Linked DNA regions of Homo sapiens: region 1 is linked to region 2. The links are chromatin contacts, found by Hi-C in ENCODE. All regions are on one chromosome and are shown on one strand. Each heading gives the region's core, a stretch centred on a gene start or an enhancer-like site at or near the end of the contact. The rest is flanking DNA. Distances are from core to core; before and after follow the strand shown.

Region 1 (4,053 bases), core at 1,036-3,535, 42 kb after region 2:
AAGATCCAGTGGCCATACAGCATTTTTTTTTTCTCCTAGACAGCATTAAAATCAAATAATCCTTGAGGTCATCAGACAATAGCTCCAGTGCACTGTGCAGAAAGTACAGTCCTGGCCGGGCGCAGTGGCTCACACCTGTAATCCCAGCACTTTGGGAAGCCGAGGTGGGCAGATCACCTGAGGTCAGGAGTTCAAGAGCAGCCTGGCCAACATGGTGAAACCCTGTCTCTACTAAAAATACAAAAAATTAGCCGGGTGTAGTGGCACGCACCTGTAATCCCAGCTACGCAGGAGGCTGAGGCAGGAGAATCACTTGAACCCGGGAGGCAGAGGTTGCCAGTGAGCCGAGATGGCGCCATTGCACTCCAGCCTGGGCAAAAAGAGCAAAACTCCGTCCCCTCCCCCCCCCAAAAAAGTACAGTCCCATGTTTCTATGTGCACCATTCAGGATGAATTTCCTAAGCACCTACTGCATTCCCAGAATTAGGAGTACAAACTCAGGGGTCAGACTGATCTGGATTAATTTCCAAGTCTGTCACTAACCATTTTTTAAAAATCATATATATTTAAGGTGTGCAGCATGATGTTTTGATATACAAAGTGAAATGATTACCACAGTCAAGCAAAGTAAGGTGTCTGTCATCTTCCACAGTGACTTTTTGTGTGTGTTGCACCTAAAATGGACTCTCTCTGCAAATTTTCAATCTACATTGCAACATTATTAACTGTTGTCCTGTGGCTGTATGATAAATCTGTAGACTTATTCATTTTGTCCTTTGACCTACATGTCCCCATTTCCTCTCCCTCCCAGGCCTTGGTAACCACCTTTCTACTCTTTGTTTCTATGTATTTAACTTTATTTTATATTCCACATCTGAGTAAGACCTTGCTCTCACTCACTCTTTTATGGCCTTGGGGAAGCATAGGTCCTCCAGACAGCAGAATTGCTTCATCTTTAAAATGATTGCATCGATGTGGCGATTGGGATAATTCAGAGATGTTTTCAGCACAGAGGGCTTGTGCTAGGCCCCTAGAATGTACAGATAAAGGGGATCCATGTTCTTCCTTTGAGGCAGAGGTTCTGACTTTGACTTTGCCACTCCCTGGCAAGGGGCATTTAGCAATGTCTGGAGACATTTGGCTGTCCCTATGGATGTGTGTATGCAGGTGCTAAACATCCTAGAACGCATAAGGCAGCCTTCCTCCCCCTTCATTGCTCATTCCCTCTGATTGTGGAATTAAAAGACGAAAATGGGTCCATTCGAGGGAAAAGGTCATGATCCTTAATGCTGTTTTTACATGACGGCCTTGTCAGAGCCTTCAGCTCCTCCTGCTGTCTTCGACGTTCTAGGCACAGCTCCCTCCGGAGGGCATGCTTCCCACCTGGGGCTTGCTGGCGGAGTGCCATCCTCATCCATATACATGTCCCCAATTAAAAGACGTCCCGCTGCCGGGAAAGCGGCTGCACCTTGGAGCGAAACTGAAAGAAGAGACCCCGGGGTCTTCGCGTCCCTCCGTGGGAAGGCGAGGCAGGGCCCTGCGCAGAACACCGGCAGGCTCTGGGGAAAGGCAGGGATTCTATAGTGAATCCTGCAAGCCTGCTTGGGGCCGACTTCCTGGAGCAGCGGCTGCAAGCAGCGCAGAGCCCAGCTGTCCTTGGCAAACACCCCACAGAGGAGGCGAGGGCTTGCTGGCTCCTCTGGGACGCCCCGGTCAAGCCACCACCAAACGGGCCGTGACCTCGCCTTCGAAGGGGGCCCCCAGGGCAGCGGTGGACGTGGGGGCAGTGCGGGCGAGAGGAAGTTTGTCTTTCTCCCAGCTCGGGAGGGTCGCCAGCTTCCCCGGGGCTGCACCTCCTTGGGACGCTTGTCGGGTTGGAGCGCCGCAGCTGCCTCTGCGGCTGCCGCCTGGGTGACGGAGGGTGGGGCGGGGGTGGGTCGCTCGTAGCTCGAGAGCCACGATCTGATTTCAGGGACCGTGCCTATGTGCTGAGTCAAACCCCGCCGCTGGGCTGGGTCTGCAGCCGGGCCGCTGAGCACAATCCGCTGTGGTTAATGATTAATCGCTGACCACCCCGCCTCCCGCAGCTCGGGAGAGGGTGCTCTGGGAATGTGGACCGGGGCTCTCAAGTGCCGGCAGCTGGAAAGGAAGAGGAGTGCTGCGAGGCGGAGTGCGCCCTCGGCGAAGAGGGGCAGAGGCGGAGCGCCAGGTGCTGCGGTCTCACTCCCAGCCAGCCAGGAGTTTAGAACGTTCTTCCTCCGCCCTCTCCCCGCCTCGCCCCAGCCACATACACTCCCAAACCTCAACACCCAGGCGCCTCCTGGGCCTCTCCTAGGTTGGGCTGCTCCAGCAAGTTTCCATGAAAGCACCTGAAATACTAAGTTACCTTCGCGAGGAGAACTCGAGTGAGATAAAATCGTGCGCCCACGCAGGTGAGTTTGCAGCCAAGAATTTTGGACGCTGCTGGGAGGAGAAAGGGAAGTTGAGAAAGTCTTTGGACCTGGTAGCCTGGTGCTCTTTCTCATGGCTTCACCCAGCCTCCCGGGCAGTGACTGCTCCCAAATCATTGATCACAGTCATGTCCCCGAGTTTGAGGTGGCCACCTGGATCAAAATCACCCTTATTCTGGTGTACCTGATCATCTTCGTGATGGGCCTTCTGGGGAACAGCGCCACCATTCGGGTCACCCAGGTGCTGCAGAAGAAAGGATACTTGCAGAAGGAGGTGACAGACCACATGGTGAGTTTGGCTTGCTCGGACATCTTGGTGTTCCTCATCGGCATGCCCATGGAGTTCTACAGCATCATCTGGAATCCCCTGACCACGTCCAGCTACACCCTGTCCTGCAAGCTGCACACTTTCCTCTTCGAGGCCTGCAGCTACGCTACGCTGCTGCACGTGCTGACACTCAGCTTTGAGCGCTACATCGCCATCTGTCACCCCTTCAGGTACAAGGCTGTGTCGGGACCTTGCCAGGTGAAGCTGCTGATTGGCTTCGTCTGGGTCACCTCCGCCCTGGTGGCACTGCCCTTGCTGTTTGCCATGGGTACTGAGTACCCCCTGGTGAACGTGCCCAGCCACCGGGGTCTCACTTGCAACCGCTCCAGCACCCGCCACCACGAGCAGCCCGAGACCTCCAATATGTCCATCTGTACCAACCTCTCCAGCCGCTGGACCGTGTTCCAGTCCAGCATCTTCGGCGCCTTCGTGGTCTACCTCGTGGTCCTGCTCTCCGTAGCCTTCATGTGCTGGAACATGATGCAGGTGCTCATGAAAAGCCAGAAGGGCTCGCTGGCCGGGGGCACGCGGCCTCCGCAGCTGAGGAAGTCCGAGAGCGAAGAGAGCAGGACCGCCAGGAGGCAGACCATCATCTTCCTGAGTGAGTCCTAAGTCGGGGGCAACACGTGAGCAGCTTCCCAACCTTCCCCCACGACCCGTGCCACTGCCTGTGGCCCTCTCCAGGGCAAGTCTTGCCCTAGAATTGCACACTTAAGTTTACTAAGGTGGAAGAGTCTTGTAGCAGTATGAGGGCATTGCTCTGGGTCTCTGAATGTTTCTTCTCTGTGTTTCGGGGATTCATGGTAGATTATGGTGAAAAGAGCACGAGACCAGAACCCAGAAGGTTTGGGTATATTCCAGAACATCACTGCTGTGACCTTTGGGAAGTCACAAAAATCTTTGGTAAAATGGGGACAATAATACTAGAGAATATGACGGACAAATTAGGTAATGCAGGACAGGTGAAAGTCCTTTGCAAAAGACCAAGTTCTGCAGAGATACAGGGAACCGTCTTATCTAGCTCTTTTACCCGGGGAAGACTTTCTTGTGCAATTAGATTTTGTTCCCATTTTTCTCCTCCTTTGGAGAAAGCAGGCTGTGAGCGACACACACTCTCGGGCTGCTATTTTATTCCTTGGAGCCTCTTCGACCCAATCTTAAGACATGGGAGCTCTCAGCACTCCCCAGGGCTTGGGTTTCTGCCACTGTGGGTCTGTTCCTTACCAGACCAGAGCAACCTGGCAGGACGGCCTGTTTATCTGATCCAGAAAATCT
Region 2 (3,611 bases), core at 773-3,272:
GAGAGAAAAGGTTGAAAATCAAAATCTCTAATGAATAATTCCAAAACAACCCCTTAATCTCAGAGAAAAGTAAAACTCACAAATTCATGATTAGCAGAATCTCTAGAGAGTAACAAATGAAACTCCTAGCTTGAGGTAGAGCTTCAATTCCAACTCCGTTGAGTTAGGAATGTGTGTAGCTCAAATAGTCTGAATCCGCAAGCGAGCCTGGGATGATTTGGACCAAGAGGGGCCTTACCAGAGATCTCCATTGACTCTTGTGAAACTGGGTGAATGAAAATCCTTTGCGTTGGTGCTGTTACCAGAAAGGGGTCCTGATCCAGACCCCAAGAGAGGGTTCTTACATCTCATGCAAGAAAGAATTCGGGGTGAATCCACAGAGTAAAGTGAAAGCAAGTTTATTAGAGAAGTAAAGAAACAAAAGAATGGCTACTCCATAGACAGAGCAGCCCTGAGGGCTGCTGGTTGGCTATTTTTATGGTTATTTCTTGATTATATGCTAAACAAAGGGTGGATTATTCATGAGTTTTCCAGGCAAAGAACCTGGAGTTCCTGGAACTGAGGGTTCTTCCCCTTCTTAGACCGTAAAGGGTAACTTGCAGACATGGCCATGGCATTTGTAAACTGTCTGTGGCACTGGTGGGAGTTCTTTAGCATGCTAATGTATTATGATTATTGTATAATGAGCAGTGAGGCTGACCAGAGGTCACTTTAGTCACCATCTTGGTTTTGACAGGTTTTGGTTGGCTTCTTTACTGCATCCTGTTTTATCAGCAAGGTCTTCGTGACCTGTATTTTGTGCCAACCTCCTATTTCATCCTGTGACTAAGAATCCCTAACCTCCTGGGAATGCAGCCTAGCACGTCTCAGCCTCGTTTTACCCCACTCCTATTCCTGGTAGAGTTGCTCTAGTTTGAATGCCTCTGATAGTACCAGTGCCCCATCTGTCGGTGAAGTGACAGGGATCACTGAAGGTCCACAAGAGAATTTCTCAGCTGCAGCACCTGATTAAAGCCTTCTTCCCTGGCAACATTCATCTCAGTGACTGGCATTCTGTGTGGCAAGCAACAGGATCTAGACCACACTCTTAGTGTTTTGGTGACAAGAGTTCATCACGCTACTCAGAACTGCATGTAATTTAAAATGTATGCATTGTTCATTCCTGGAATTTTTCATTTACTGTTTTCTGACTATGATTGACTGTGGGTAACTGAAACCATAGAAAGAGAAACCACAGATAAAGGCAGACTACCATAGTCAGAGGTTGTCAGAATGTTAATCTTAAATAATGAGATTCAGAAAAGATGATTAAGTATAGAGTTTATTTGAGCACAAAGCTTGGGAATGGCCACCCACAAAAGCACTGACTCCAGACAAATAGGGTCAGCATTTGATAAGTGGGGAAGCTAAAGTTTCAATTATATAGGCAAAGACAGAGAAATTCTAGCAGGATTACAACATTTTCCATATAAGATCAGGTATACATGCCATAGCAATTTGATTGTTTACAGATTGCCACATTCCAATAGAGATTACTTTATTACTCTTTGAGGAGGGGCAGTAATCTGAGGGTGTCTTATTTCCAGCACTGCTTGGTCTTTTTAATTATTTACAGAAACAAAAGGAAGAATTTGCAGCTGGATGTCATGTGACTCAGGTTTTATAGGCACATTCAAGACTCAGTATAATTTAAAGTCCCAACAGCTTTAAGTTTGAACTATTTAATTTCACAGCCTAAAATATTTCCTGTCTTAGAAATAAACATTTCATAAGTTTTAAATTGCATGCTGTTCTGAAATCTTGTTACAAAACACCAGAGATTTGTTCTAGGTCCTGTTGCTCACCACACAGAAAACCAGCCACTGAAATGAGTGTCGTCAGGAAAGAAGGCTTTAATCGGGTGCTGCAGCCAAGAAGAGTGGGAATGAGTCTCACATCCATCTCTCTGATGACTAAAATTGGGAGGTTTGTATAGTGGAGAAGGAGGGAAAACAGGAATTAGGGAGGAGTAAGGAAGCAGTTATGATGGATTAAGGGTCTGATGACTCACTGCCTAGATGCAGTGATCTGATGAGTTTCAGTTCATCTCCTGAGGAAGGAACTCAGATGAGACAAATGTAAGTTTGAAGTGTTAAGACCAAGGAGAATCAGCTTCTATGTTTATTCAAAAAACTGTAAATATTAGTTCCATGAGACAATTGAGGCAGTTTCAATCTTCACTTTCTATGTATCAATTCCTCAGTCATGGGGAATCTGCTGGTCATTTCTTTTGGCTGCTTCCTGCGGAAGAGGGGGCATTGTGGGATGATCATGAGGAATGAAAACATTACCCCTGTAAATGGAAGTACTCATGAGTACCTGGCTGGCATCCAGCTTGTTGAAACACCATGTGACTCCAATTGTGTCTTGTTATAATAAAAGAAAACAGATTCTTACTGAAATTAGGGAAATAGCTATATTGCCACAGATTAAGAATATTCAGAAATAGTTTCTGAATTCTGGAGAATTCAAGTAGAGATAGAGAAATATGCATCAGGTTTTGTTTACAAGGCTAAAATAGCTTAAAAAAAGAATTTTTCTTGACTCTGAAAAACAAAACAAAAAGAATTAGCAATGTTTGAAAGAAAAAAGCCACAAAAATTATTTCAGTTCTCTAATAGTTCAGTGCATGCAATTGACTCTTGTATTTGCTTCATATTGGGTTAACAATCTTCATGAACAAAAACAGCTCTGTAATTTTAGTCCTGGCCATTTCTTTTTTTAGTCCAATGGCATAATCACCAAAGTTATCAGAAATCTATATTCAAGAGTCTTTTTCATGGAATCTCCTAAAGAAGTAAGTTGTTTTTTAAAAAAACAAAAACAGGCCGGGTGCAGTGGCTCACGTCTGTAATCCCAGCACTTTGGGAGGCCGAGGCGGGTGGATCACCTGAGGTCAGGATTTCGAGACCAGCCTGGCCAACATGGTGAAACCCCGTCTCCACTAAAAATACAAAAATTAGCTGAGCATGGTGGCAGGCATCTGTTAACCCAGCTACCTGGGAGGCTGAGGCAGGAGAGAGAATCACTTGAACCCGGGGGGTAGAGGTTGCAGTGAGCTGAGATTGTGCCACTGCAATCCAGCCTGGGCAACAGAGCGAGACTCCATCTCAAAACAAAATCAAAAACAAAAAACCAAGACATTTATTCTCTCATGGTTTTTGAGGCTAGAAGTCCAGAATCAAAGCATTAGCTGAGCTGGTCCTTTTTGCAGGTTCTGATAGAGAATTCTGTGCCTTTCACACCACTTTCAGTGGTTGCTGGCAATGCTTGGCGTGGCTCGGCTTGTAGCTGTATCACTGCAATTTCCTCCCTCAGCTGCCCATGGCATTCCACTCTCTGCATCTCTGCATGTCCTTCTTCTTCTCATAAGGGGTCAGTTATCAGATTTAGGGCCCACCTAAAATGATCCTATTTCCAAATAAGGTCACATCTTGACGTTTTGGATGGACACAAATTTTGGAGGGACACTATTCAACCCATTACAATAGTCATCCAGGAACTATCAATGACCCTACTATAATTAAACTACCAATGTTTACACATTCTTCTTTTGTCCGTAGAGATACAGT

Evidence for each region. Hi-C counts contacts between places; a loop is a spot of excess contacts on that map. Pooled maps may share reads with other maps.
Region 1: a loop to region 2 is called in a map of Calu3, with 4 times the contacts of the local background. The contact joins the promoter of GPR39 here to the enhancer-like site in region 2. A Hi-C loop is called at or near these places in 1 of 168 maps with a recorded cell type or tissue (Calu3) and 1 of 50 pooled maps.

What each region holds. Positions count from the first base shown.
Region 1 is chr2:132,414,520-132,418,572 of GRCh38, forward strand. It overlaps GPR39 (G protein-coupled receptor 39), which reads left to right and starts at 2,286. Exons shown (of 2, transcript NM_001508.3): 1 at 2,286-3,379. The coding sequence starts at 2,524. It overlaps LOC124905948, which reads right to left and starts at 2,525. Exons shown (of 4, transcript XM_047446885.1): 1 at 2,387-2,525; 2 at 901-2,017. The coding sequence starts at 2,525. The coding sequence ends at 1,296. RefSeq lists an enhancer at 1,917-2,211 and a silencer at 1,917-2,211.
Region 2 is chr2:132,372,794-132,376,404 of GRCh38, forward strand. No RefSeq gene overlaps it. Among named protein-coding and RNA genes, the nearest start is that of FAM201B, 22 kb to the left of the region's middle. Within about 2 kb of position 2,023, at least 4 of the 41 ENCODE cell types and tissues checked have a DNase peak (open chromatin) inside an H3K27ac peak, as active enhancers do.